Regions from separate parts of the Mus musculus genome. Here all the other regions are linked to region 1. Evidence: chromatin loops called from intact Hi-C (ENCODE). Cell type or tissue: heart. All regions are shown on one strand. Links, peaks and the distances in the headings refer to the core of each region. The heading gives the core; the rest is flanking DNA.

Region 1 (10,295 bases), core at 3,258-5,757:
GTTCGTAGATCCATCTCCTGTACAACAGTTCATCCCCACCTCTCTGATGCTTATTATGACGAGGCTCTGGAGGGGAAGAAATGACTTTGAAGCTCCTCAGACTTTTTGCTTTTTAGACCCTGAGATGATACGTTGCCAACACAGGGACATTTTAACGTTTTTGTTACATTTACCTATTTTGTGTGTGTGTGTGTGTGTGTGTGTGTGTATGTGTGTGAGTGCACATGTGTGCATGTATATGTGTAAAAGGACAACTTGTGGAAGTCATTCTCTTCCCCCATGTGAGTCTAGGTGATTGAACTCTGGTCCTCGGCTTGGACAAACACTTTTATGTACTAAGCCATTTCACTGGCTCTGCAGGGAACTTTATAATAGTATTTTACACAGTAAAGGATAACATTTTAAAACTGGAGACAGGGTTTCATGTGTCCCAGGAACTCCAATCTTTCTATCTCTTTCTCTCAAGTGCTGGGATTAGACATGAACAACAGCCTTTCAGGCTGTACCTTGCCTGGGCAACTCTATTTTACAGACAACGCTTGCCTCCATTTTAGTGCAAATGCACAGGCAGAATGGATCTGAACTTACACACACACACACACACACACACACACACACACACACACACACGAGCGCACTTGCATGTGGGCACCACCCACGTGAGGCACAGACTGACCACTTATTCCAAAAAATATGAAGTAGGCTGGGACTATTTGAGAACACAGGCACATTAAAAATACCTCAGCAGCTGGGTAGTAGCGGCACATGCCTTTAATACCAACACTCAGAAAGCAGAGGTAGGCAGATCTCTGTAAGTTCAAGGCCAGCCTTGTCTACACAATGAGGTCTAGGACAGCCAGGCCTATAAAAAGAAGCTCTGTCTTAAAAAACCAAAACAAACAAACAACCCTACATACTGTGTGCATTAAAGGACAAAAAGGCATACGTTTTCATGTGTCCCCAAGGCTCCAGACTAGCTTGGCCCCCACTGCTAATATGGTTTCCTTGAGTTGCCATCTGTCATCCATGTGTTTGACCCAGTTCTCCACAGTCCTGTGATCTTGTACGTCATATCTATGACTTCCATAGGGAGTAGAACTCGGGAGTAGATTAGTGGCTTGCCTCCCTGTGAGATGTAAGTCATGAGGTATCTGGAGAAGTCGCTTAGTGATTAAGATCACTTGCTGCTCTTGTAGAAAACCAGATTCAGTTTCCAGCATCCATATGGGAGCTCACAATGATCTATAACAACACCTATATAAGATCCAACGCCTTCTTCTGTCCACCATAGGTACCAGGCATGTGCATGGTGTGCACACATACCCACATGCAGGCAAAACCATACAATACATTTAGCATGTTTTAAAAGCTGTATCTCTAAATTTTATCAGTATTAGGATATGAAGGGGATGCTATCAACAACTCCACATGCATAAATTCAATAGCTTACATAATCAGTCAATTTCCTCAAAAATAAAGAACCATAGCAACCAATTCTTAGCCAATAGGACAGAGATAATTGGAATGCTTTTATAATTTTTTATTTTATGTGCATGAATGTTTTGCCTGCATGTGTATCTGTGTGCTGTGTGAATACCTGGTGCCTGGAGAGGATAGAAAAGGCCATTAGATCCCTTAAAACTGTAGTAACAGAGGGTTTGTGAACCATATGAGGGGCTGGGTAATGAACCCCAGTCCTCTGGAAGAGCAGCCAGTGTTCTTAATCATGGAGAAATCTCTCTAGCCCTGAAACAGATTTGAATAGTCAAATGATCATTTAAAAAAAAACTATTAAAATGATTGTTTAAAAAAAAAAAAACCGTCCCAGACACTATTGTGGATGCCAAGAAATGCATGCTGAAAGGAGCCTGGCTGTCCCCTGAGAGGCCCTGCCAGAGCCTTACAAATACAGAGGCAGATGTTTGCAGCCAACCATTGGACTGGGTGTGGGGTCCCTAATGGAGGAGTTAGAGAAAGGACTGAAGGAGTTGAAGGTGTTTCCAACCCCATAGGAAGAACAACAATATCAACCAACCAGACCCCCCAGAACTCCCAGGGACTAAGCTATCAACAAAGGAGTACACATGGCTCCAGCTGCATATGTAGCAGAGGATGGCCTTGTCATGCATCAGTAGGAGAGGTCCTTGGTCCTATGAAGGCTCTACAGATGCCCCAGTGTTGGGGAATCGAGGGTGGGAAGGTGGGAGTGGGTGGGTGGGTGGGTGGGTGGAGGAACACCCTCAGAGAAGCAGGGGAGGAGGTGGTGATAGGGGGTTTCCAGGGAAAGGAGATAACATTTGAAATGTTAATAAAGAAAATATCCAATTTAAAAAAACAACCCACACACATCTGTAGTCCCAGCACTTGGGAAGTAAAGGCAGGAGAACCAGGGGTCCCAGGTCATTCTCAGCTACACAGTCATTTCTTGGTCACCTTGGGCAATAATGAGATATGAGATTCTGTCTCACACAAACAAAAAAAGAACCAGTAATTATTTTTTTCCTTGGTCCTATGTTTTGTTTTGTTTCTTGATAAGTTTTCTCTGTGTAGCCCTGGCTGTCCTGGAACTCAGTTCATAGACCAGGCTGGCCTTGAACTCAGAAATCTGCCTGCTTCTGCCTCCCAAGTGCTGGGATTAAAGGCGTAGGCCACCACCACCTAGATTAGAAACAGTAATTTTAAAAACACTTTAGAAACAAATCTTCAGGGCTGGTGAGATGGCTCAGTGGGTAAGAGCACCTGGCTGCCCTTCTGAAGGTCTGGAGTTCAAATCCCAGCAACCACATGGTGGCTCACAACCATCTGTAACAAGATCTGACGCCCTCATCTGGAGTGTCTGAAGACAGCTACAGTGTACTTACATATAATAAATAAATCTTTAAAAAAAAAAAAAAAGAAAGAAACACATCTTCAGGTCTGGCTGATTGATTTCACAGGACAATTCAGCCAAATGCTTGGATCAGAATTAATGCCCATTCTCCAGTGTTTTTCAAAAAAAACATAAGAATCGGGACGTTGTACAACTTGTTTTATGATGCTGGAATCAACCTGATATTGAAGCCACCTGAGAGAGAAAGCAGGGGAGCAGGGGGCTGTGGTGGTGTTTACTTGTAATTCCAGCACTTGAAGTCAGAATTACCACAACTTCAAGGCCAGCCTGGTTCCAGGTCAGGGGCTACAAAGTGGAGCTCAGTCTCAAAAGAGGGAAAGAATGTGAATCACAGCCCAGTACCTTTTGTTTTTAATTAATTAATTTTATTTATTTATTTATTTTTATTTTTTGGTTTTTTTTTTTTTTTTTTTTTTTTGAGACAGGGTTTCTCTGTATAGCCCTGGCTGTCCTGGAGCTCACTTTGTAGACCAGGCTGGCCTCGAACTCAGAAATCTGCCTGCCTCTGCCTCCCGAGTGCTGGGATTAAAGGTGTGCGCCACCACGCCCGGCTGTTTTTAATTTATTTATCATGTATACAGAGTTCTGCCTGCATGGATGCCTGCAAGCCAGAAGAGGACACCAGATCTCATTTTAGATGGCTGTAAGCCACCATGCAGTTGTTAGGAATTGAACTCAGGACCTTGGGAAGGGCAGCCAGTGTTCTTAACCTCTGAGCCATCTCTCCAGCCCAGCCCAATATCTTTTTACAAGCATGAGCATAATAAGCCAATATGAAAACAGTGTTACTTCATGACTGAATTACGTTTTTCTAGAGATGGATAACTGGTTCAATGCTTGTAAATTAACCAGTGCCGTATACCATATTAACAAGCTACAAAGAAAACCTACACAATAATACTAATTGATCGTTAAAGTATGTGATATAATCCTACACTCATGCATATCAAAAATTTCCAGCCGGGCAGTGGTGGCCCACGCCTTTAGTCCCAGCACTTGGGAGGCAGAGGCAGGCAGATTTCTGAGTTCGAGGCCAGCCTGGTCTACAGAGTGAGTTCCAGGACAGCCAGGGCTATACAGAGAAACCCTGTCTCGAAAAAACAAAACAAAACAAAAAACAAAAAACAAAACAAAACAAAAATTCCTGGAAATACAGCAACAGGAAAGAGTTTCCTTAATCTGATAATGAACATCCATCAATTTGTCTATCCACCCATCCATCTATAGATATATATCCATCTATGAAACTTTCAACCAACAATACCATCCTTAAAGACCAATCGTTTTCCCCCAGAAGTCTCTGTTACAATTCCCACTAAACAGAGTATATAAGAGCAGAGACAAGGGGGCTGGAGAGGTGGCTCAGGGGTTAAGAACACTGACAGCTCTTCTGAAGGTCCTGAGTTCAAAATCTCAGCAACCACATGGTGGCTCATGACCATCCGTAATGAGATCTGACTCCCTCTTGTGGTGCATCTGATACAGTGTACTTACATATAATAATAAATCTAAAAAAAAAAAAAAGAGCAGAGACAAAGGTCAGGCAGAGAGGCATATGGACTAAGGGAGTGGGAACAGTTCTTCCATGGTCACAGGATTGGTCAGACAGGACTATAGATTCAAATACACATTTCTTCCTGCCATTTATAACTGTTGGGGAGGAAAATTAGTTTTCTCGAATGAAGTGACACTGGGTGTCCTAATCACTGCAGGGTGGGCCTCATGTTCAGGAGTAGTTGACGTATAATGTACTCCTCAGTTTGTGTGTGCTTTTATCTCATTACAGTCTGGTATTTTTGGTGTGTCTGGGGGCGGGGGCTGTTTTCCTGTTTTGGGGGACTTTGTTGATATATTAGGGTTTTGTTTTTTGAGAAAGAACTTAAAGTTGGGTGGGTAGGGAGGTGTATAGAGTCTGGAAGGAGTTGGAAGAATATAATCAAAATAAGTTTAAAGTTAAAATTTGTTTTAAATAATATATATTTATATGTATAATTTATATACATCTCATCAAAGAAGCTTCAATTTGACACATTTTTCAAAGACCCCTGAATGTCCTGAATGTCACTATACACACCAGGCTGGCTTCAAAGTCACAGGGACCTACCTGTCTCTACTTCCTGACCTCTGGACTGACTAGTGGTGAATGCTGCTACCCTCCTCTGCCTGAACCTTTAAAAATTAGAAAGATTGCAACCAGGTGGTGGTGGCGCACGCCTTTAATTCCAGCACTCAGGAGGCAGAGGCAGGCTGAGCTATATGAGTCCAAGGCCAGCCTGGTCTACAGAGTAAGATCCAAGACAGCCAGGGCTACACAGAGAAACCCTGTCTTGAAAAAAAAAAAAAAGACAAAAGACAAAAGACAAAACAAAGGATCTGGCTCGTAGTTGAGTAATAATTTCTCCACTCACCTTGACAGACAGTAAAACCCAAAAGGCTAAATAATCTATCTCTGCTCCAGAATGTGGTGTAAGGGTGAAATGTACCTGGTGCCAAGTGACTGGGTCCTAACTGCTCCTTCATGTCCCAGGGTAGTACTATCATCCCTTTCTTTCTTTTTTTAAATTTTATTTTATTTTATTTTATTTTTTGGTTTTTCGAGACAGGGTTTCTCTGTATAGCCCTGGCTGTCCTGGAACTCACTACCAGGCTGGCTTCGAACTCTGAAATCTGCCTGCCTCTGCCTCCCAAGTGCTGGGACTAAAGGTGTGCGCCATCATGCCCAGCTCTATCATCCCTTTCAAAGGCTTTCCTAACTCCCTAAAGTGTACATCTGTCCTCCTTACACTTTCGCACATTTTTTTGTTATGCAAGCCATAACAAAATATTGTATATTTATTTTTTAAAAAAATTTATTTATTTAATATACGTAAATACACTGTAGTTGTTTTTAGACACACCAGAAGAGGGCATCTGATCTCATTGCGGATGGTTGTGAGCCACCATGTGGTTGCTGGGATTTGAACTCAGGACCTTCAGAAGAGCAGTCATCGCTCTCTGACCCACTGAGCCATCCCTCCAGTCCTGTATATTTCATCATGTATTTACATAATGTCTTTACCAAACTGTGTTTTCCGTGATGACAAGGATTCACTTGGTTTTAGTAACCAGCTTCTAGGCTAAAACAGGCTATTCAACTACATGTGAATCAGGTGTGCTTGTATTGCCTGTCTAGAGCAGAGCCTCACAGGGCACATGAAGTTAGGGTGACAGTCAGCAGTGGTGGGCATTTCTTCAGTAAACATTGCTTTGATGAGTTTGTTGTTTCCCATCCTCAGATCTTTCTGACTTACTGTTCCTAATCTGTCTGTCTGTCTCTTTTTTTCTGACAATGCCCTGACTAAAGGAAATTGCTCCACTATAGAGAGTGCTCTCCCAGGGCTGTCTTCATTCTTTTTTTTTTTTTTTTTCTCCCTTTTGGTTTTTCCAGACAAGGTTTCTCTATGTAGCCCTGGCTGTCCTGTAGACCAGGCTGGCCTCAAACTCAGAGATCTGTCTGCCTCTGCCTCTCCCTCTCGAGTGTTGAGATTAAAGGTTCATTCTGTTTTAGTGTTTCTCACTGACCTGGCTTCCTTGCTCTCCCCACCTTTTAGGGCTTAACTGTCCCTGTTTTGCAGGTAGCCCAGGCAGGCAGAAGCCTGGCCTTCTACAGCTAACCCCACCGTCAGCTTCCGTTATTGGTACTCTCTGAAAATGGATTTTTTTTTTTTTTTTTTTTTTTTGAGACAGGGTCTCTATTGCAGCTCTGGCACTCGCAGACCAAGCCTGCCTTCACAGTGATCCCCGCCTCTGAATCCTGAGAAAAGGCATGAGCCACCATATTTAGCATTCTCGGCAGATGTTCAACAGGGCAGCTTCATACTTGTGAAGACAGGGGTTCCTGGACATGTTCTAGAATCGTCTGCTGTACCAAGCAATATACGTAAAAACCAGGAATTAATGACTATTAATTAACACTACCTCACTAATTTGATTCCCTATAGGAAGAGCTGAACACAAGTCTGATTCCCGCCCCAACCCCGTACCTCATTTTTTGATACATGGTTTGTATACGTAGCCCTGTCTGTCCCAGAACTCTCTTTGTAGACCAGGCTGGCCCCAAACTCAAGAGATCCGCCTGCCTCTGCCTCCCGAGTGCTGGGATTACAGGCGTGCGCCACCACCATGCTGATTCCCTTTCATTGTGTTAGCAGGAAACGCGGAGAAAGCTGGGGACTAATGAAACATTTGAAACGTCCCATCTTCGTGGGGAAGGAAGCTGCTTTCTTTCTTTTTCCTAGGGCCGTCCGGCCGCCACCACTCTGCCCAGGTCTCCAACTAGGGGAGCGGAGAATTTTCACCAACGGAGCCGAACGCTGACGACTACCGGGAACAAGCGAAACCGGCACGCTCATCCTCCCGCATTAGTTCCCAGTAGGGAACTATTTTCCGGTACACTCTAGGCGGTCCAACTCTTTTCAGAAGAGCTTCCGGTTTCCACCCACCTACTTCCGCTGTCCCCACCTCTTTTCTTCCGCCACCCGGATATGAGCCGTTCTCGCGAGAGCCGTCCCTCTTTCTAAGCCGGCGATCCGTCAGGTAGGTTCGCGGGCCGCAATGTGGCCGCGGTTTTTCGCAGAGTTTGGGGGAACAGACTCTTGGGGGGCGTCCGGGGCGGCAGAGCCTGCTCCCCGGGGTGGGATGCAGCGGATTATCCGCCTTGCGCCCGTAGATGGCCCCGGCTTTGGCGGCCCGCGCCCCAGGTGACCGGTGGCACCTTCCTCCCCTCAGGGTGAAGCCATGTTCAGCTCGAGCGCCAAGATCGTGAAGCCCAATGGCGAGAAGCCGGACGAGTTCGAGTCTGGCATCTCTCAGGTGAGCTTGTCGCCCGGGTGCCCCCCGCGATCGCGCTTGACCTCAGGGTCCCCTGACCCCCGGCATGGCGCCCACGTTCTCTGTCTCCCCAGGCGCTGCTCGAGCTGGAGATGAACTCCGATCTCAAGGCGCAGCTGCGGGAACTCAACATCACCGCAGCCAAGGTGAGCGGGGACCCCGGAGTGCGCTCGCTCGCTGCCCACGGGTGGTTGACAGCCTCTATTCCCGGGGCAAGAGACGGGAGGGCAGCAGACAGGGACTTCCAGTGCAGGCCAGTCTCACGCTTAAGTCCGTGCTGCCTTCTGCACTTGATTGCTGGACTTTTTTTTTTTTTTTTTTCTTTCCCCACTGACATTAACCTTAACTTTTTGGAAGTGTTTAGACCCAGTACCACTCGGTTGAGGATCAGTGGGTGTTTCTGAGTTTGGCGTTTGACAGGTGTTTCGTTTTTGTAAGTTAGTATTTTGCTTCTGTTAATGTACATGCACCTTGCGTGTTCCTGAAACTTGAATTACAAATGCTTGTGAGTGCTGGGAACTGAACCTGGGTCCTGTGCCCTGAACTACCACTGCTCAGCCACCCAGGGAGAGTGTTAATTTTATTGAGTTTTTTGGTCAATTTCATAGTGTTGGAAAGTTTTGAATTTGGAGAAGAGCCTTACATCAGAGATACCCAGGCCATGGTGAATTTAAAGTTGACCTTTCTAGATGGTTCAATCATGTTGGGAGATCCTGAGGTGGCACATGGCCAGAGTCATGGTCTGATCAGACTCACCAGACAGAATCTCTTCTAACCTAGGCTGGTCTCCCGACTTGGATTGTAGTTGAGGCTAGCCTTGAACTCCGTCCTCCTGCCTCTACCTCTCCAGTGCTAGGATGATGGACATATGGACATAGCTCTCTGCTGGCCTTTTGGTGTCTCTTGTAGAGTCACCGGGATTGTGCGATGGAGGCTCCACCTTAGAACCTCAATATGAGCGTCATGGTTTAACTTGCGAACCCCTAGGCTATGTCCAAACCACAGGAGAATGTTTGAGGGGGGAGTTGTTTGCTGGTTGTGGCAGAGCATATTAATCTTAGCACTTGGGACTACAAGGACTACAAGGACTCTGCCTCAGAAGGGGGCGGGTCCTTGATTCAGGTGGTATTTGGCTGTGAGTGGTGCCATTTGAATGAGGAAGATGGAGGTTAAGGACTGAAAAATGACACAGACATTTTTTCCTCCCAGGAAATCGAAGTTGGTGGTGGTCGGAAAGCTATCATAATTTTTGTACCAGTTCCTCAGCTTAAATCTTTCCAGAAAATCCAAGTCCGGCTAGTTCGTGAATTGGAGAAAAAGTTCAGTGGCAAGCACGTGGTCTTCATTGCTCAGGTATCCATCTGCTCAGTTGCCCCTCTTCAATTCCTGGGGCTTAAGTTCTGTTGGTGAGGATGCTGTCAGCCCTGTTGGTGGAAAGCTCAGCCTAGGGTGTTGGGGTGAGAGTGGGAAGTCTGCTGGTCTGGGAGTAGCAGGCTGGAGGGGCTGGTATGGGACAGTGCTTGAGTTCAGGATTGGCTTTGGTGCAGTGTGCAGGGTGAATGAAGTAGGGCTGATGGGAAAGAGGAATGCTGCTGGCAATTTGTGCTGAGTGGTGGGCTGTTGTGAAGGTGGCGACATGGGTATTTTTGTACTTAAAGTAGTTGAGATTTGTTGGCTTTATTATTAGCTCATTGTTTTGTGTTTATTTTTATTATAATTCACTTTAAAGAGGAGGATTCTGCCCAAGCCAACCCGGAAAAGCCGTACGAAAAATAAGCAGAAGCGCCCCAGAAGGTGAGTGTTCCGTTGCCTCGGCCATGCGCCCACACCTCACAGTGCCTCAGGACGGGGAGTCTCCTCATTCCCTGTGTGTTGGGATTCATTCTAGATAGAACGTTTAAGTGGTTCACATACATACACTATGTGGTGTCTGTTGTAAGTCACTGGTACCACACAGGTGAGGCTTGATTTATTCTGTGGTCAAAGGAGAAAGTATTTTTTTTTTTTAAGATATCTCTTTGTAGCCCATGTGTCCTAGAACTTACTCTGTAGACCAGGCTGGCCTTGAACACTGAGATCCATCTGCCTCCCAAAGGTTGGGATTAAAGGTGTGTGCCGCCATCACCACCTGGCTAACTATTTAGTTCTTAATTGGGGATAAAAATTTGTTTGTGGCTGAGGTGCTGGGATGGTTTTGTTGTGTGGCAGGCAGAGCATGGGTGGGTTTCCTGGTGCTAGGCTGACAAGGCTACATCATTGCTCTTTAAAGGTGATGGTCTCTTCACACATCAGTCATTGGACTTGGGCCTTCTGTTGATGCTGTAATTATATCAGACTGTCCCTGCAGACCCTCACCGCCAAAAGTGTGGTTTTTCCCTTATAACTGGTCAAGGAAATCTACTCTTGAGAGGTGATGCTTTTGAGACCGGATGAGCCATGGACTTCCTATGTAGCCAACAACAGTCTTGTGGTCAGGTACTGGGAATACAGGTGCACATCACTATCTATGCCCTGTGTGTTAATGGCTGCGGTGTTC
Region 2 (10,295 bases), core at 4,985-7,484, 650 kb before region 1:
ATTGGCAAACAAAATTCAACATCACATTAAGATGGCCATGTAACAATCAAATGATATTTGTCACAACAAGGTCCAAGAATGGAATTACATGGCATTTCAGAGTGGAATACTGGTGGAAAAAAATAGATAACACAGGGATGGAAAGACATTCTGTGTTAATGAATTGAAAGAATGGATATTGTTAAGGTGCATGCACATCCTAGGATGGTCTAGAGTCAAGTGCAGTTGCTAATAGAATCCAAATTGTGTCTTCGCCAAAGTAAAAATCACTCCTAAAATGCAGTTCCTCAAAAGATCTTTAGTCCTCCCTACCTATTCAACATTGTACTTGAAGTCCTAGCCAGAGCAATTCGACAACAAAAGGAAATCAAGGGGATACACATTGGAAAAGATGAAGTCAAAATATCACTTTTTGCAGATGATATGATAGTATATATAAGTGACCCTAAAAATTCCACCAGAGAACTCCTAAACCTGATACACAGCTTCGGTGAAGTAGCTGGATATAAAATTAACTCAAACAAGTCAATGGCCTTTCTCTACACAAAGGATAAACAGGCTGAGAAAGAAATTAGGGAAACAACACCCTTCTCAATAGTCACAAATAATATAAAATATCTTGGCATGACTCTAACTAAGGAAGTGAAAGATCTGTATGATAAATACTTCAAGTCTCTGAAGAAAGAAATTAAAGAAGATCTCAGAAGATGGAAAGATCTCCCATGCTCATGGATTGGCAGGATCAACATTGTAAAAATGGCTATCTTGCCAAAAGCAATCTACAGATTCAGTGCAATCCCCATCAAAATTCCAACTCAATTCTTCAACGAATTAGAAAGGGCAATCGGCAGATTCATCTGGAATAACAAAAAACCTAGGATAGCAAAAACTCTTTTCAAGGATAAAAAAACCTCTGGTGGAATCACCATGCCTGACCTAAAGCTTTACTACAGAGCAATTGTGATAAAAACTGCATGGTACTGGTATAGTGACAGACAAGTAAGTAGACCAATGGAATAGAATTGAAGACCCAGAAATGAACCCACACACCTATGGTCACTTGATCTTCGACAAGGGAGCTAAAACCATCCAGTGGAAGAAAGACAGTATTTTCAACAAATGGTGCTGGCACAACTGGTGGTTATCATGTAGAAGAATGCGAAAAGGTCCATTCCTATCTCCTTGTACTAAGGTCAAATCTAAGTGGATCAAAGAACTCCACATAAAACCAGAGACACTGAAACTTATAGAGGAGAAAGTGGGGAAAAGCCTCAAAGAGATGGGCACAGGGGAAAAATTCCTGAATAGAACAGAAATGGCTTATGCTGTAAGATCGAGAATTGACAAATGTGACCTCATGAAACTGCAAAGCTTCTGCAAGGCAAAAGACACTGTCAATAAGACAAAAAGGCCACCAACAGATTGGGAAAGGATCTTTACCTATCCTAAATCAGATACGGGACTAATATCCAATATATATAAAGAACTCAAGAAGGTGGACTCCACTGAGATTAAAGGGTGGACCATGTAGAGACTGCCTTATCCACGGATCCACCCCATAATCAGCATCCAAACGCTGACACCATTGCATACACTAGCAAGATTTTATCGAAAGGACCCAGATGTAGCTGTCTCTTGTGAGACTATGCCGGGGCCTAGCAAACACAGAAGTGGATGCCCACAGTCAGCTAATGGATGGATCACAGGGCTCCCAATGGAGGAGCTAGAGAAAGTACCCAAGGAGCTAAAGGGATCTGCAACCCTATAGGTGGATCAACATTATGAACTAACCAGTACCCCGGAGCTCTTGACTCTAGCTGCATATGTATCAAAAGATGGCCTAGTCGGCCATCACTGGAAAGAGAGGCCCATTGGACACACAAACTTTATATGCCCCAGAACAGGGGAACGCCAGGGCCAAAAAGGGGGAGTGGGCGGGTAGGGGAGTGGGGGTGGGTGGGTATGGGGGACTTTTGGTATAGCATTGGAAATGTAAATGAGCTAAATACCTAATAAAAAATGGAAAGAAAAAAAAATAAAAACAAAAAAAAAAAAAAAAGAAGGTGGACTCCAGAAAATCAAATAACCCCATTAAAAAAATGGGGCTCAGAGCTATACAAAGAATTCTCACCTGAGGAATACGGAATGGCTGAGAAGCACCTGAAAAAATGTTCAGCATCCTTAATCATCAGAGAAATGCAAATCAAAACAACCCTGAGATTCCACCTCACACCAGTCAGAATGGCTAAGATCAAAAATTCAGGTGACAGGAGATGCTGGCGAGGATGTGGAGAAAGAGGAACACTCCTCCATTGTTGGTGGGATTGCAAGCTTGTACAACCACTCTGGAAATCAGTCTGGCGGTTCCTCAGAAAATTGGACATAGTACTACTGGAGGATCCCGCAATACCTCTCCTGGGCATATATCCAGAAGATGTCCCAACGGGTAAGAAGGACACATGCTCCACTATGTTCATAGCAGCCTTATTTATAATAGCCAGAAGCTGGAAAGAACCCAGATGCCCCTCAACAGAGGAATGGATACAAAAAATGTGGTACATTTACACAATGGAGTACTACTCAGCTATTAAAAGGAATGAATTTATGAAATTCCTAGGTAAATGGTTGGACCTGGAGGGCATCATCCTGAGTGAGGTAACCCAATCACAAAGGAACTCACACAATATGTACTCACTGATAAGTGGATATTAGCCCAGAAACTTAGTATACCCGAGATATAAGATACAATTTGCAAAACACATGAAACTGAAGAAGACCAAAGACCAAAGTGTGGACACTTTGCCCCTTCTTAGAATTGGAAACAATCACCCATGGAAGGAGTTACAGAGACAAAGTTTGGAGCTGAGACGAAAGGATGGACCATCTAGAGACTGCCATATCCAGGGATCCATCCCATAATTAGCCTCCAAACGATGACACCATTGTATACACTAGCAAGTGTTTGCTGAAAGGACCCTGATATAGCTGTCTCTTGTGAGACTAGGCCGGGGCCTAGCAAACACATAAGTGGATGCTCACAGTCAGCTATTGGATGGATCACAGGGCCCCCAATGGAGGAACTAGAGAAAGTACCCAAGGAGCTAAAGGGATCTGCAACCTTGCAGGTGCAACAACATTATGAACTAACCAATACCCCAGAGCTCTTGACTCTAGCTGCATATGTATCAAAAGATGGCCTAGTTGGCCATCACTGGAAAGAGAGGCCCATTGGACATGCAAACTTTATATGCCCCAGTACAGGGGAATGCCAGGGCCAAAAAGTGGGAATGGGTGGGTAGGGGAGTGGTGGGGAGGGCAAGGGGCACTTTTGGGCTAGCATGGGAAATGTAATTGAGGAAAATATGTAATAAAAAAAAAGATTTTTAGTCATCAAAGCAAGATGAGCAAAAAGAATCAAGCTATAGTTATCTTTGCTACTTGGTCTCAAAATATGCCACAAAACTTAAGCAACAAGAGGGTGATCCTGGCACAATGCCCATACAGACCAACTGAATGAGTGGAAAATTGTGCATTGTGCTCATTAGCCAAAATTCCAGGAACACAACTGGAAAAGCAACAGTCTCTTCAATAAACGGGGCCCAGACACACAGAAAAATGAAATTAGACCTTTCATTACACCACACACAAGCCAACACAAAACAGGGTGAAGACTGAAACATAAAATGTAAAACTATAAACCCAGGCAAACAAAAGGCGAATGCTTAGTAACACTGCTCTAAGAAAAGCTAATTCAGATATGAACTCCATGGCACAGACAACAGAAGCACAAATATACAAGTGGGACTGCATCCCATTATTCAAAGAAAATGGGATCAAGCCACATTCAAGTTTTTCTGCAGTACAAAAGAAGCCATCAATAGAGATGAGACAACATATACAATGAGAGTAATTATGAATCGTATGTCTACTTAGGGTTAGGAGCTACTATTCAAAATAGGTAGATTTCAACTCATCAGCAAGCAAGCTAGTAGCACTAATGAAAAGGGAGCAGAAAGGAACTGAAGAGTCATTTCTCAAGAGAAGACACACAAAGGGCCAATGGGCACATGAAAACTGTTCAACATCACAAAATCATGGTGCAAATTAAAACCATGAGATGATTTTTCCCTCGTTCAGTCACGAACGGCTATCCCAATGATTCTCAACCTTCCTGAGCTGTGACCCTTGAATACAGTTCCTCATGTTGTGATGACACCCCACCCACCCACCCACTCACCCAAGCACACAATTACTTTTGTTGCCACTTCATAGTTGTAATTTTGCTACTGTAATGAATTGTGGTTTAAATATGTGTGTTTTCTGATGGTCTTAGGTGACACCCCCCCACCCCACCCCGTGAACGGAGTTGTGGCCCACAGGTTGAGAACTGCTCAGGTAACAGCAAAAGGACAAAACATAACCTGTATTGCCAAAGATGTGGACTTAAAGGAACCCTGGTGCATTGGTAACAGGAATGCTAATTAATGCAAATATATTAATTTGCTTTGGGGTGTTGTGATAAAACACTGACCAACAGCAACTTGAGGAAGAAAGGGTTTGTTTCAACTTTCAGGATACGGTCCACCATTGAGGGAAGCCAAGGCAGAAACTGAAGCAAAGGCCACACAAAGGAAGAAGCAACAGGACCACTGGTGCTTACTGACTTACTCCCCTGAGCTCATGCAGCTTCCTTTCTCACACAATCCAGGCACTGCCCACGTTGGGCTAGACCCTCCTAAATTAATTAGCAATCAAGAAAACTCCCCACAGGCATGGCCACAGCTGGATCTGATGAAGATGACTACTCACCTCAAGTTCACTCTTCCCAGGTGCATCAAGTTAACAACCAAGACTGGCCATCACAACAGCCAAAAATGAGTGCGGCGGTTCTCCAAAAGGTTACGGTCACACTAGTGGATATATATCCTGAGGTGTATGTGTATGCTGGATTCTGATCCATAAATCAATGCATGAAAATGATAACTGTGAGCCCATGTTTGTTATATCATTGCTATTAGCCTTAATTACAATGCTATATAGTACAGCTGATATTATTTCACCTTTCCTTGAATTATCCCCTGGTCTCCCTCTCTCCAACTTCCCACCTCTGTTCCTGGCTGTCGAAACCACAATTACTGTTTAATACCATGGGTTGTACTTCTTTGGAACCCACACATTAGCAAGCTCATGCAATACTTGTCTTTCTGTGTCTGGCTCATTCTACTTAAGACAAAGCGCCCCAAAGATTCATCTATGTCATTGCTGGTTATAGAATCCCCTCTTTTACTAAGGCTAAATAATAATTCAGTGTGTATATACATCACACTTCCTATCCATTTATCTATTGATAGATATTTAAGTTAATTCCTAATCACTTTTTAAAATGTGTGATAGAGGACATGCTAGTTTCTTAACCAACACATTTCCTAATGTATGTTTATATATCAAGACACCATGTGCATACCATAAATACATACACAAAATGTATTATTTAAAATTACAATTCCAAGACTTGGAGTAGCTCAGTGGGAAAGTGCTTGCTTTGCATATGTGCAAGAACTTGATTTGATCCTCAGCACTGAAAAAAAAATTAAATTTTAATTAAAAAACAGAAACAGGACTGGGGAAATAGTTCAGTAAGAAGAGTACATAGTTACACACAAACACACACACACGTACAAAATTAAATTTCAAAGGATGAGTTTTCAGATTGTATATTTCAAGTTTAGAATTAATTCTCAGATGACCGGAGCTCCTTGAAGTTTTGACTATGTCGTCTTCGTTCCGCTATTTTATTTATTTATTTATTTATTTATTTATTTATTTATTTATTTATTTAGAGAGACAGGGTCTTCGTTCATCTATGTTTGTTTGTTTGTTTGTTTGTTTGTCTGTTTTGAGAGACAGGGTTTCTCTGTATACCCCTGGCTGTTCTGGAACTCACTCTGTAGACCAGGCTGGCCTCGAACTCATAAATCTTCCTGCCTCTGCCTCCCAAGTGCTGGGATTAAAGGCATGTGCCACCACTGCCCAGCCAGCTGTATCTTAATTAACTTCATAGTTTTATATTCTTATTGTTTGTAAATTTCTTATTTTGATTAATATTTCCTCAGGATGACCTTGGAATTTTAGCCTAGTGCTAGCTAACTTTGTGGAAAGGCAGGTGGTTTTGTTTCGGTTTGATTTTGGCTTTTTGTGACAGGATTGATCAGGTTCCCAGGTTTTCAGCCAAAATTCGGGGTTTCGGGGGGTTGGGAGAGGATGCCAGGGAAGACTACAAGGAAATGCCCAGCAAGACTACATCCGGGCTTCTAGTCTCCGGCACTGAGGAACTACATTTCCCAGCAGGCAAGGCAGCAGGCCAGTTTTTTGAAGAAAGAAATGGTCTCAGACCTGCGTGTCCTGCACAGGGACCAAGGCGGCTTCTACTAGAGGAATTATGGAGTACACTTCCCAGCATGCACGGCTCCAGGGCGTTGCCGCTCTGAAAAGGAGCCCCTTAAACTACAATTCCCAGTATGCATTGCAAGGAGCCCCGCCAGGGAGCCGTGGAAAGCAGAAGACTGCAGTGCCCGGCATGCAGCACATTGCCCCGGCATGCCCTGCGGCCTAGGCAGTTTCCTACTAGGGCAGAGTTGCAAGAGGGCTGTGTATGGTAGGAGGCGGCCTTTAGCTCCTCTCATTCTGTGCCTGAGGCTGACTGTTGTGGCATGCAGAGGTCCCGATTGTTTAAATAAAGAAGCAGAGCGTGCATTTTAAACACGGCTTGGTCAGCACAGCACAACCAAGAATTCTCATATAGTAACCATGCATGACGAGAAGTCTGTGTTGGAGCTCAAGGGCAGCTGGACAGCTGTTATTTCAAAACGGTCGCCTTTGATTTTGGACGGATGCCTGTACACCTGTCGTTCTGTGCATCTGTATGCAGGGTGTGAGTGCAGGACTCGAGGGTAACTGCGGCTTGAGTAGTTCCTTTCTGGGAAAGAATCCCTTATTGTTTGTAGTAGATTTTCTAGATTAGTGGGTTGTACAAGACTGCATCCACTCCTAGGCTTGTCTGACACGACAGTTCTGGTCCACTCAGCCATAATCTTTGCCTGGCTGGTTCCTGCTTCTGGTTTCTGATCAGTGCCTGTGAGTTCTGTATAAGATCCAGGTGCAGCATCTGCTCTCCCTAGCAACCTGAGGTGCCCCAACTGAAGCGGCTGCCTCCTGCTTCTTTCTGTTGGTTTTACCTGAAGAAGCTCCACATGCTAGTAGTACAAAACAGAGCTAGGGTCATGTCGACCTGTTCTTCTGAGACTGCCCCCTCCCCCGTCCCCACTCCTGAATCTGCGGCAAGCTGGGATTGTGTGCCTGCGCTTGATTCTAGTTTGGATGCAAAAACACAAGTCTGAGGAAAACACAACTATAAAACTAAATTCCACATGAATAGGAAGAGGTGTGCAGCCGCCAATTCTGCCTAGTGACCGTGCATCCTGAGTTTCATAGCTGGAATAAATTGTGAAGGCCCCTGCTAGACACTAATGAGCTTCTGATCCAGGGTGAACTTGAGCTCAAAAAGCTTCCAGCTTAGCTTCTCTGCCACTAACTGTCAAATAGAGGGCATGCGTTTTTGTTTTGCATGGGGCCTCACAAGTCATGTACCTCACAATTCGAGCTTACAGAGAATATGTCTTCCTGTGCGCCTTGGTAAGACAGGAAAACTAGTAGTGGGGAAAGCTTCCAATGATATTTTAACTGTAAAACCCTTTTGAAAAGAAAAGCATTATTCCAGGAGGTAGTCCTGTAGCTCAGGATTGCCTCATGGAATAGGCTGATCTCCCAGTCCTTCTTTCTTTCCATTGCCCTCTTGCTCTTACTATACAGATGGTGTCTGGAGGAAGATAGACCAACTAGGGAGCCTGAAGCCTCCCTGATCACCGGAGGTGAGAATTCTGTTTCCTAGGTTCTAGGTCAAGGTGATTTCAGCATTTCCAAGCATGCAGGTGCAAAGGCCCCCCCTTGCACTCCTTAACAGTTTCCTCATCTATGAATGTAGGCGAAGAACCGAAGTTCTCAGCAGAAATTAAGGGCACGCCCATGTTAAAGATTCCACAAGCCTGACTAGAACTCTATGATTGTACAGAGTTAAAAGGTTACAGATCTGTGGTCAAATTATCTTGGGTTTGCTTGACAACCTGCTGTCATCGAATCAAGCAGAACCTTTTGAGAAAGTGTTAAAGGAACACAGCCTCCGTTGACTCTAAGAATCTCATCTGAGAACATCTGAAAGCTACAACAGTTCGCCCTGCTTTTCCGTAAGCTGCCATTCTTTGCTTTCTGTTGCTGTGACAAAACATTCCGGCCAGAAGGGGAGGAAGTTACTTCAGTTTACACTTCCAGGTCAGTATCTGATGGAGGAATGTGGAATGCCAGCTTGGGCTCTGGCTGACACAGACTCATGCTTGGCTAGCTCTCTCAGACAGCATCAGACCACCTTTGTAGGGATGGTGCCACCCACAGTTGGCTGGGCCTTCTCATATCGGTCATCAGTCAGGATAGTTCCTCACAGACATGACCACAGGCCAGTCTGAGCTAGGCAATTCTTCCTTCCCCCAGCTGACTCTAGATTTTGTCAAGTTAAAAATAACCCAGCAGTGGGAAGCTTGGGTCTAAAAGGAACAACAGGCTGGTGTGGGAAGCTGAGAGGTTCAGGAAATGGATGGTGGTGGTCACTCACAGCAACCTGTGACAAAGACAGACTTGCCATACCCTGTGTTTGTTTTACTGTAGCAAAGAGGGAAGGAAACGGTAGCAAAGTGGAATCCCTGGAACTAAAAACAGTGTCAGATTAAAAATTCAAGACACGGCGCGGGATTAACAGCAGAATGGACCCACAGAAGGGAAGGGCAGAGGAATTAAGACAGATTTGAGAGCCGTCCAAGGATGGAAGAAAATTAAAACTAAGACAAAGTAGGAGAGGGATGCACAAGGATTAGTAGAGAAAAACAACAACAACAACAATAGCTGGGATTTCAGTGCAAGAACCTGCGTGAGTGCTGGAGCAGATCAGAGACAGACAAAAGAGCAGCATTGGTAAGCTACTGACAGCTAAGGATACATTAGAAATCTTAAGAACAATCATGAAAGCAAGCAAGAGAAACCCGTAGGACTTTCCACAGCAATGTTAGAAAAAATGACAGCAGCTTTCTCAGACACGAGGAGCTGGAAGACACTTGGAGAGCATTGATTGTGCACTAGGGGGAGAAAAAAAAAAAGATTCCACCTTAGAATCTTGAAGCAAGTATGTGATAGATTCATCCTGAGCTAAATGATGAAGGAGGTGTCTCATTTGTGACGAAGGGAATGGTCTGAGGCAGGAACAATGGGTGGACAGAGATAGAGCGCATAGGGAAGAAGTGAGCAGGGAGCAGATGTTAAGGGAATTGCTCAATCTAACCAAAGAGAATAAGAGAGCCCAGAGCCCTGTGTCAGGAGTGCACAGGGGTAGAAATGCTACTTCTTTGCAAATGAAGGTATCAGTGTAAACATCTTTAGAGAAAAGTTACAACTGGGTAGAAAACTCAAAATAGTTCTAAATTTCATTAGGAAATAATTAAATAAGAAACAAAAATATATATTATATATAAATATATAAAAGTAGTTTAATTAAAAATGTAGTAGGGAATAGTCCTTCTATTATAAAAATGTATGAAGATGCAATAATTAAGAAGATTTTGGGTTTTTTCTTTTTTTCTTACCCCTGGAGCTAGAAAAGATGGCATGGTAATGGAAAAGACAGAAAGTGTGTGGGGTCAGTGAATTTATAGGACAATTGAGAGTGTGGTGAGAGTGGTCCTAACCTTAAAGTCAGGGGTGGTGGCTTTTATGCTGGAAATTACAAGCAGTCTCACTTAAACCCAGTCACCTCTACAACTTCCAGGAGATGATTATGCAGCAGAAATTAGAAACATTAAATGCGCCTGGTTTCACCTCATAAGTTCTACTGCTAGAAATTTACTCAGGTACAAATGCTAAACATGACCCTCCAAGTGTCCACACAAAAGCTGTGACATTTGTGTTCACAGCTGTGAGACAACAGACACATGTCAAGGTCCTGTAGTGGGGTGGCAGACAAATCATGGGAGTAAGTCCAACAGATGACTGAGGACTTGTGGTTTTGTATGTATCAGTAAACTGAACATAACTTCATAAAATCAAGTATACCTCTACAATGTATTTTCATTTTCATGTGTGTATGTGCATGTGGATACATGTGAGCATGCCTGTGTACTACATACATGTATGTACAT
Region 3 (10,295 bases), core at 4,674-7,173, 110 kb before region 1:
TAATTGAGAAAATGCCTTACAGTTGGATCTCATGGAGGCATTTCCTCAACTGAAGGTCCTTTCTCTGTGATAACTCCAGCTGTGTCAAGTTGACACAAAACTAACCAGTACAGGGGCCCACCACCAAAACACTGGAGCAGATCTCACCCGTGGGGTCACAGTAGTGAGGAGCAGAATTGTAACAAGAAGGCTGGCGCACCCTGAAACTGCATGCTCGCAATCCTTGATCCAACAAACAGCCCACTGCTCCCAGGCTGAGGAAAACTGCCAGCAGTAAGTCCGCCACAGGAAGGGAACATCTAAGCTCTCATGCCGAAACCTAGCCCTCAATCAAATGTAAGTCATCTCACAGGAAGACAAAACCACAGGGGCAGAAGAAGGAAAGAAAATGGAAAAGGGCAGAAAGTCCGATGGCCCAGTCTCTAGGAAACAGGTTCTAACCTTACGGTGTGTGTACCTGGAAAAGTAGAACTCGGGCATTTGCTACAGAGGCCTGTCATCCAAGTGGATAGCCTTCATACCATGCACCCCAGTTGAGCAACTAGGGCTACAAGTTGTCTCTGGAGAATGGAATGGCCTGGGGCAAAGTGCCTCTGCAGGTGAAGCCACCTCCAGCTATAGGACCCAACTGAGAGCTACCTGCCACCATCACGCTCAGAAGCTAGCAGCCTCCTGAAGGTGAAGTCTAGGAAACTTAGGCCAGCATAAAGTGCAGCAACTGTGCTTAGAGCTTTCATAATAAAAGACAAGATCTTAAGTTCCACACTTTGAGAAAACAAAGACTGCCCAACTCTGACTGTGCTTCAAGCTTGTAAAGTAGCTCAGCTCTTTCAGTGCGATCATTACCAGGACCCAGGCCAAGGCCCTGGAACTTACACCTTACTTCCTGCTGTAGGGAAAATATGGCCCATCAAAAATGTCTACATCCGTGTTCAGACACACAGTGAAGGGCTTGTGCAGCATCCACTCAGTCAAGGGCTGGAGGAGGGGAGAATGTCCAGGATGTTATTCACCCTTGTGCTACAGTCACAAACACATGGAAATACAGCAGAGTCAGGGTGAGCTACAGGGGGGACCTCAATCAACCCTCCAGTTTCATTTGCTACTACCTGCATGTGCCACTGAATGCCCATGATCCCAGGCACAGAGGCCATGAGGTCAAGGCCATCCTGGGCTACATGAGACCCTCCCTCAGATATTGAGAAAAAAGGGACCAGACAATCTGGAGGTCACACAGCTAAACCACATATTATTAGTTTGCCAGAAATAACAGCTCTACTATGTAGAGTTACAAGTTTCCCAGCCGACTTTTACAGAGAAGTTATTCTTCACTTAAATGACAGCTTTGCATGGGTGACTAGAGCAGCAAGAGGTTTGGTGCCGGTCTCCTTGGCAGCCTTGCCTTTAGGCCAGATCCTATTATGCTCTGCACAGAAACATTGGTCACTGATTAAGTATTTTGTCCAGAACTGAATTACGACGCTTAGTTGACCTAGACTTAAGGTCAAAGTTAAAAGATTCTTAAGCAGCCATGACTGTGACTGGACACTCCAGACCATGAAAGGAGGGAAGAGAGGGGACACCCTGTGTTCCTGGAAGATCTCCTCATTCTCAGAAAAGACATGGATGTTCCTCCATTTCTTAGCTTCTCTCCTCATCATTCCCTCTATGGTCCTCTTGGATGAGAGATGTTGATTTGTGAGCAAAGCTCCCTCCCTCTTTTCCTTTTATGTTCTTGATCCTTAACACATCTCTCAGACACGGGGTTTTTAGTAAGATGAGCCTCCAGTAACACTAATGGTAGCTTAGAAAGACAGGTAATTGCAAGGACTCGGGCAGCTGTGGCTGGCTCTAAAGATGGAAGAAGTAGCCATGTGCCCAGGAATGTGGGTACCACTGGATGCTGGAAAAGGCACGGCTACAAATGCTCACATGGAACCACCCCAAAGTGACAAAGACCCCAGTGAATTGGGTTTAGTGTGGGGCTTCTCACCTACGGAAAGGTAGAAGCCTCTAAACTTCTGCAATTTGTCACAGCAGCAACAGCAAGCCCCTCCCTCACCAAGCTCACCACTGTCCTCAGCAGCCTGCATCCTGAATTCCTGACTGTCACAGCTGAGCTCCTTATATTTTTTTACAATTTATTTAGTTATTATATATATGTTATAATATATATTTATTTACTTATTTAGTTTTTCCTTCTTTTTTTTTCCTTGAAAATCAGTAAGAGAAAGAGTTTAACCATTGTACTGACCATTTAGTTTGTACTCTTTATACTATTTCCACAATTGGTACAAATTTTAGATTTCAGAAGATCAACCACACTGCCTCTGTGTCCCCTCCCTTCTCCAGGGACAGCAACACAAAACTCAACTGATAGTGTATTTAAATAAAATAGAAGAACTACATGTCCAGGGTGACACACACTCTAACATCTGGAAAAGGTGATCGTCCACTCAACAGGCAGAGCAGTCTAAGGACGCATGTCCACTCCTGCCTCCCCTTCCGCACACTTGGATGGACATTTGGACAGCCTTAAACCAGTTTGTGAAATGGTTAATCCTTTGTGGATCTAGAAATCCACACAGACACATGCCAAAATTGGGGCCTATTAGTAACACCTCAGAACCTTTGAGCTTTATGTGCCTTTTAAAGACCTAGCTTAGGCCACACTGACTGCTGAAAGGAAGAAGGTGGTCAGCAAGGCTAGAACTCAGGTTTACCCTGCTGGGAAGAAAGCAGGGGATGGGCTCCACCTAAGATTAGTACACAAAGACCTTCAAATGCAACTTGAGGTCACACAAATGATACAAGGACTAGAGTACCCAAAAATAGGGCCAGAAGAGGACCCAACTGAGAGCGAATGACTATTTTACATTAAAAGTCTTTTCTGCATTTCAAGTTGATGACGACAGGCGGAGCAGGCTAAGGATGCATGTCCACTCCTGCCTCCCCTTCCGCACACTTAGACGGACATTAAAGACAGCCTTAAACCAGTTTGTGAAATGGTTAATCCTTTGTGGATCTAGAAATCCGTCAAGTATTCTTTATCCCTGAGCCATCTCTTCAGGCCTTCTTTCTTTTGAGATAACTTTTGGTAGCATATTTGAGACAACTTTCGGCCAGCCGGGTCTACAGAAGTGAGTTCCAGAACAGCCAGGACTACACAGAGAAACCCTGTCTTGGGCTGGAGAGATGGCTCAGTGGTTAAGAGCACTGACTGCTCTTCCGAAGGTCCTGAGTTCAAATCCCAGCAACCACATGGTGGCTCACAACCATCTGTAATGAGATCTGTCACCCTCTTCTCTGGTCTGTCTGAAAACAGCTACAGTGTACTTAAGAAACCCTGTCTTGGGTTGGGGAAAGACGGTGAGAGGACAACAAGCTAGCTAAGACATTTGTCAACTGAATAATGAATAGACCCACTAGGAAAATATGCTACCAAAAGTTATCTCAAAAGAAAGAAGGCCTGAAGAGATGGCTCAGGGGTGAAGAATACCTGTTGCACTTCCAGAGAACCTAGGTTCAATTCCTAGTACCCAAATGGTAGCTCACAACCATCTGTGGCTCCAGTGCCAAAGGATCTGAGGAGTTCTTCTGGCTTCTGTGAGCACATGCACTGCACAGACAGAAAAGCAAGCGAAACACTGATACACAGAAAATAAAAATAAATAAATCTAAAAAAAAGAAAGAAAAGAAGTAAGAAGCCTGAACAGCTACCACCAGGAACTACACTGTGACCAGGGTGGCGTGAGAGTAGAAGGCCGGGTAAGCAGCACCATGCTGCTCTGACTGCTGCACAGCCCCAGTGGGAGCTCCCCAGTGTAACGATGCTGTCCTATGGAGACAATCACATGCTGACACAAACAAGAGGCTTCTGGAGACCTGTCAGGAAGGAAGCTGAATCTAGCATTGGAATTCCGTCCCAGTATTCAGGCATTACCCAAAATCTGGAGAACTGTGCCTGTGAGTAACCATAAAGATGAAAGTAAATAACGTAATAATAATAAATAAATAGCAGCTAAGAGTAACTTGATACTCACGGAGAGGCTCCAGCACCCACATCAGGTGGCTCACAACCACCTCTAACTCCAATTCCAAGGAATCCAGAGCCCTCTTCTGAGCTTCCTGGGCACCAGGCACACATGTGGAGCACATGCATGCACCCAGAGAAAACACTCACATGCACACAATGAAAATAAATCTTCTGGAAAGCACACATGTGTGGGATGCCCCAAGCACATAGGCTTCCTCAGGAAGCAGCAGGCTGACTGTAGGCCTGCTAAAATCATGGAAAATGAGAGCAGGCCCTGTAGTGTTCCCCGAGTCCTCCCAGTGCTTCTGAAGTTCCCACTGAACTGGTAGTACACAGAGCAATCTGAAGACAGTTCATTAAATGTGTGTGTGTGTGTGTGTGTGTGTGTGTGCGCGCGCTGTCTTAGTTAAGTCAGGCTTGCCTGTCCACTTTAAGGTTTACACTGACTACTGGGGCTATGCATCTCACTTAAAAATTATCACAGTCCATAGACAGGCCCCTCTGAGATAAATTGGAACATCTCCCAGTAACTTCCATTTGTACTTAGGCTTCCAAAGGAACACTAAAAATTGACTCTGAACATATTCCACACATTTCTTCTCATTTTGCAAGTAAATACACTGATACCCCAGATGAGTGAAACACCCTCAACAAGCTCAGTAGCAGTATCTAGGCATAGCCTCACTCTGTCCTGCATTGTCTGACCTTAGCCCTACCATATGATACCTCTATGCATCCATAGCCTCATTCTTTATCTGTATAGTGGGTATTCAGAATCACCTGCAGAAAGCTGAGTTTCTCCTCCCATCAGAAGTGAAGGACAACCCCACAAAGCAATCATTACAAATTTGTGTTCAAGAGCACACAATGTCCAAGGATTTTATTTTTATGGAAGGATCACAAAAGAAAGGAGTGAGGACAATGAGGCTACACTGGATTTGATCCCATCTAGATGATGTCAGATGTAATTCCCAGGACAACAAAGAATAGACAAGAATATTCTTGTAGGAATAGAGGAGTGTAGAATAGTCGTCCTGATTCCTAGCATGGGAGTTCTGGATACCCAGGAAGGCGCTGAGAATGGCAGAAGTCTCCAGTGAGCTCTTAGCAAATCATGGTCCAGGTCTGAAGAACTCCCTGGGAGATGGAAACCCTCATCCCACTATTGACTCGAATCTGTAACGAGTTTAGTAGCTATTGAAATAAAAAGTTCATAAGGAAAAAGGCAAGTATATTTCCAACCTGAGTGAGCAAAATGCTTCATAACAGACCAGCCAGCCAGCAACTCCCCTCCCCACGAAGTCCCTCTTTAATGCTCTTGTACTGAGCAGTATCCAACACACAACTCAATGGTCAATAATTGCTACTCAAGACCCCAGAAGTGCGAGTGTAATCAAGTCACCTGCGAGGCCGAGTGCTCACCCTCTGCTGTCTATGCCAGCCCTGGCCCTCACTTGGCCACACTCCCTGCGCGTACCCTCTCCCCAAATCCGGGCCTTGAAGCCCAGAATCCTTGGAACCAGACTGAGTGTGGGCGCTCTCTGGTGAGGGCCAGGCACAGGCGGCACCTCACCGACTCCGCCATGCTCACCTGGAATTCCAGCCCGTAAATCACCGGGGCGTCGTCTTCCATGATACTCTGCCTACCCAGCTACTCACGCCTCAGAGCTCGAGTCCCCCCTCACCAGGGATCGCTCAGAACCCATTCATTCCCCGCCTGAAAAATGGACTACGAGACCCAGACCGGCTCCCTGACGGCTCACTTCCTGTTTTCTTCGTCGCGTCATCAATACGCTCCTCCCCGGTGGCCAATGGCAGCTGGGCCTTTATTCTGCGCATGCTCATTTGGCCTTTCATGAGACCCAGCAGCTACAGGAGATCCTGGGTTGGAAGGCCGGGCCCGGAGCAAAAGCAGCGGGAATGGACGTCCATCAGGGCGGCGCTCTTATCCTGCGCTGCTCCCTCAAGTTCCAAAGATCTGAGCCCTAAAGAGAACAGTTAACTTGGCATTATGGTTGGCAGAGCTTTACTCCTAAACCGTGGTCCTGAGCACCAGAGCACTGCCCAACCCACTGCCAGGACCTTCGATCCAGCCTCAGAAGCAGGCTCTTAGATGTCCATTTAAAGATAAGATGCTGCAAGCTTGAGTCAAGACTGTGGTGATGGTGTAAGTGGGCAGTGACATACAGCGAGCGGTGTGCACTTCACGTAACCACCCAGTCCTGCACAGAGACACAACTAAGCCCACGATCTAAACTGTCCAGAGCTCTCAGAGACAGAAGGCTCTAGGACCTGGCATGGAAAATACTGCAAGAATGCACCATAGGAAATGAACTGTCTTGGTTCTATGAAGTTCTGGATCTCCACACGCGTTTCTTCTGTGTTTTGACTTTGCCATTATCTCTTGACTGACCTTCATGACAGCAGTTTCTGTGATGCTACCATTAGCCCCCTTAGTAGTCATCCATTGCCCACCTTTGTCTTACCTTGACTTTCTGATAAAACCTCTGGCAACTAGCTTCCACCGATCCCAAAGCTATGAAAGTCATGAGATAGCACCTGAGACCTACCCACCTACCCACTGCTTCCGAAGTGTGCTTAAGAAGTAGGTATTTTTGGTTGTTACTGTAAAACTTCATCAAATTGTTATCATGTAGGGCAGAATCTACGGTGACCTGAATCTATGTTCCCAAGCTATAGTCACTCACAGAATAAATTCTTCTTCCCTTTGAGATGAGAGCTGTGTTTTTACGTTGTCATAGAAATGTGACACAGAAAATCAAGAAAGCAAGGTTCTTGACTTGAGGACGATTCTCAACCAACCATGAGTTCAGCAAGCAAGGCTGACTCTTGACTCCTTAATTCCTCCCCGCAACTTTACGGATGTTAGCACACACTGCCACAGACACAAGGGGGGAAACGTGGAGAATCAACTAGCACAAAGATAAAATCCTAGGAAAAAACATCCTTGGTTGGTGACAGGCCCAAGGACAGACGATTTTCTTCAATCTCCAGGACCATCCTTGTCCCCTACCCAGTTTGGCCTTAGGCCCCGCCCACAGCTCTTGAGCCGGATATGCGCCCGGCTTCCAGTGGAGAGCTTAGCGGCTCCCAAACTGAGCATGTGCGGAAGTCGGGTCTCCGCGGCCAGCACACGCAGACGCACAAACGCGCGGGACCTTGGATCTTGAGTTTACTTCCGGTCTTCCGTCATCTCTTCGGACCCTTTTCGCCTGTGGGTGACCCGACCTCAGGGGCGGGTGGCAGGTGAGGAGCGGGTCGCAGTGAGGAGGGTCGCCGGTACCCTTGACCTTCCCACAGAGGGCGGCGTCCTCGCGTAATCAACCGCTCTCGGCCACGCAGAGTAGCCCCACGAGGGGCTGGCTCCTTCGGGCTTTAGCCAATTCTGTGTGCTCCCTGTGGTTTTGGACAAGGTACACACCCTCCTGACCTCGGTTTTATGTGTATAAAGTGCGGGTTCGTTAGCATGCTTAGAAGGTGCCCGTGTTACATCACCAGTGTTCGAGCTATGTTTTTGGTTTGCCCCAACTTTTGCTCCTGTCGACCTCGGTGTGTCATAGCCCCACAATAAATGAAGCACTGCAGTAAGCCAGAGTCGGGGTTAAGAGATAGAGGATGGGGTGCCATAGACATAACCTGACCACTGACGAATGAGTAGTGTTGTGTGGGAAAAGTGATTCCTTCCTGTAAGCATTCGGGAGATTGTGATGTGGAATATTTTAAGTTTGAGGTCAGTCTGGGCTAAATAGGGAGACACCCCAACCCCCTCAAAAGAAAGAAAGAATGAATAGAGTCTAAAAACTAAAACAAGGGTTGACAGGATGGCTCAGTGTCTGTCACCATTCCTGATAATCTGAGCTGCATCCACAGGACCCACACGATGGAAGAAGAGTTGTTCTTCCACATGATTGTCTTCTGACCATAAATAGACAAATGAATAAATACAGTAAGACGAGGTGTTGGTGCTGAGCCTGTATCATTTGAGAAGTAGAGGCAGGATGTTCAGGAGTTCAAAGTCGTCTTAGGCTATATAACAAATTTAAGGCCAGCTTAGGTTACCTACGACCTTGATTTATAAAAACAAACTCTCACACATATTAAAAAGCTAAATAAATGTTAAAAAAAAAAAAGTATCAGCCAGCCAGTGTGTGGTGAAATCGGAGTGTGTGTATGCTGTTGCAGGAAGGAACTGCAGGTCTGTGATTGCTCTTGGCAGTGGTGGTCCTTTTCTCTGAGCGCTCAGGAGGCACAGGCAGACTGATCTCTGAGTTCGAGGGTAGCCTGATCTACAGAGTGAGTTCCAGGACAGCCAGGGCTACTTGGAGAAACTCTCTCTTTAAAAACAAATAAGTGGTCGGGCAGTGTTGGTGCATGCCTTTAATCCCAGCAATTGGGAGTCAAAGGCAAGCAGTTTTCTGAGTTCAAGGCCAGCCTGATCTACAGAGAGAGTTCCAGGACAGGCTATACAGAGAAACCCTGTCGGGGGGCGGGGGGGAAGAGAGAGAGAGAGAGAGATCAAAGTGGTCCTTGATACATAGCAACAGTTAAGTTTACTGTGGCTTTGGGTACATAAGACCCAGTCTCAAAAGAAAAATTTGATGGCCATGATCTAGCACATTGATTTCTGGGCATTGAAATAGGAATTTGCTGTACCAAAGAATTGAAATTAGAGTCTCAAAGACGCACACACACAGACACACATCCTGTTCACAGAAGCACTGTGCACGATTGCTCGAGGCTAGAAGGAACCCAAGCATCCATTTGACAAGTAAATGGATGCGCTAACTGGCGCACGCCTGCAGTGCTGTGTTGTTACTCACCTGTCCAAGGGAAGGAAAGCCCATTGGTGCTGCGGCATGGGTGTCCTGCCGTGAGGAATGGACTGTGGTGGCTGTGCGTTCCAGTTCAGAGGACTTGGCGCTCAGGAAGCAAAGAGGGCAAATAGCACAGAGCAGGCTGGGGCAGCCGGTAGACAGCAACACCTCATGCAGTCAGGGCTTACAATAGCCAACAGAGAAGACTACCGTAGCCTGACAGAAAGAGGGGCCAAAAGGCATCATCAGGTCAGTGCTCCCAGCATGCCTCAGAGTCTGCTGGGGAAGCGGCTTCATACTGGATTCCTGAGTGGAGGGTCTGGGCAGAGCAGAGCAGTGTCCACGGATGAGCTTCACACTGGTGCCAATGGTTACCTTCTAGCTGTTCACAAGCGCTTCTTTTCACGCTCAAGATGTGTTGCTATTGTTAGCACCCAGACAAGGCCCTTGGACGGAGGACACTATGAGATAGACATGGTTGAGCCTGATGTGGGGGCAGGGACGATCCCACCTTCACGGTAAGGGCAGACAGCACTTGTTTACTGATACACTGTGTATTGCAATGGGCCAAGGATGTCATGATGAATGCCTTATGATTCTACTCACTTGAGGTCCCCAGGAAATATAAAAGATGGGAAATAGGATGGTGGTCATCTGTTTTATTAAATGGGTATAGAACTCCTGTTTTTGCAAGATGACAAAAATTCTGGAGGTTAATTGGACAATAATGAGAATGTATTAAACATTACTGAACTGTATACTTTAAAAAATGGTAGCTAAGCTGGGCAGTGGTGATGCATGCTTTTAATCCTAGCACTTGGGAGGCAGAGGCAGGCAGATTTCTGAGTTCGAGGCCAGCCTGGCCTACAGAGTGAGTTCCAGGACAGCCAGAGCTACACAGAGAAACCCTGTCTCAAAAAACCAAAAAAAAAGAAAAAAAGAAAAAGGGCTAGCAAGTTTTATGTGTATTTTATCCTAATTAAAATTAAGTAAACTAGAAAAAGAAAAACTTTTAATTTGTGCCCCTTGGATGTGGAACTATTAAACATGTGTTCCACTGAGCGATAAGATAAAAGTAGTACAGCCTATGTCTCAGAACCGCAGAGGTTGTGAGTTCAAGTCCACGCACGTTATGTGAAATCCTCTCTCAGAAAAGAAAACAAGTTTATTTACCCATACTTGAAATAAAACAGTGGAGTGATTCACGACTGCCTCTATTTTTAGACAACATGGAAACAGCTAAAGATGGTGAGCAGAGCCCAAGTGAGGCATCTCCTTCAGCCCAGGCAGGTCCTGAAAACATCCCGGAGCCTATGTCTCGGGAGGAGGAGAGCCAGCCATTGTACCATGAAGAGACCATTGATCTTGGTGGAGATGAGTTTGCATCTGAAGAGAACGAGCCCACATCGGAAGGGTCTCACAAC

Evidence for each region. Peaks named below come from ENCODE experiments on the same cell type or tissue, not always from the same donor. Only the 100,000 strongest peaks of a DNase experiment are listed, where the experiment ranks them.
Region 2: it touches region 1 in a loop (6-fold over the local background); 2 of 42 quality-filtered maps call a loop at or near these places.
Region 3: a loop joins it to region 1, with 6 times the contacts of the local background. A loop is called at or near these places in 14 of 42 quality-filtered maps.

What each region holds. Positions count from the first base shown.
Region 1 is chr12:28,633,026-28,643,320 of GRCm38, reverse strand. It overlaps Rps7 (ribosomal protein S7), which reads left to right and starts at 7,368. Exons shown (of 7, transcript NM_011300.3): 1 at 7,368-7,465; 2 at 7,658-7,741; 3 at 7,834-7,905; 4 at 8,969-9,112; 5 at 9,489-9,553. The coding sequence starts at 7,667. In heart, for the core only: a CTCF peak has its summit at 4,333 (motif pointing left); no DNase peak of the experiment used is centred there.
Region 2 is chr12:29,287,356-29,297,650 of GRCm38, reverse strand. No RefSeq gene overlaps it. Among named protein-coding and RNA genes, the nearest start is that of Gm31569, 87 kb to the right of the region's middle. In heart, for the core only: a CTCF peak has its summit at 6,538; a DNase peak (open chromatin) is centred at 6,480; H3K4me3 peaks cover 1,285 bases; H3K27ac peaks cover 1,439 bases.
Region 3 is chr12:28,747,337-28,757,631 of GRCm38, reverse strand. Eipr1 (EARP complex and GARP complex interacting protein 1) reads right to left here and starts at 5,813. Exons shown (of 9, transcript NM_201357.3): 1 at 5,628-5,813. The coding sequence starts at 5,669. It overlaps Trappc12 (trafficking protein particle complex 12), which reads left to right and starts at 7,232. Exons shown (of 12, transcript NM_178811.5): 1 at 7,232-7,470; 2 at 10,096-10,295. The coding sequence starts at 10,101. In heart, for the core only: a CTCF peak has its summit at 5,969; DNase peaks (open chromatin) are centred at 5,851 and 7,121; H3K4me3 peaks cover 1,782 bases; H3K27ac peaks cover 1,455 bases.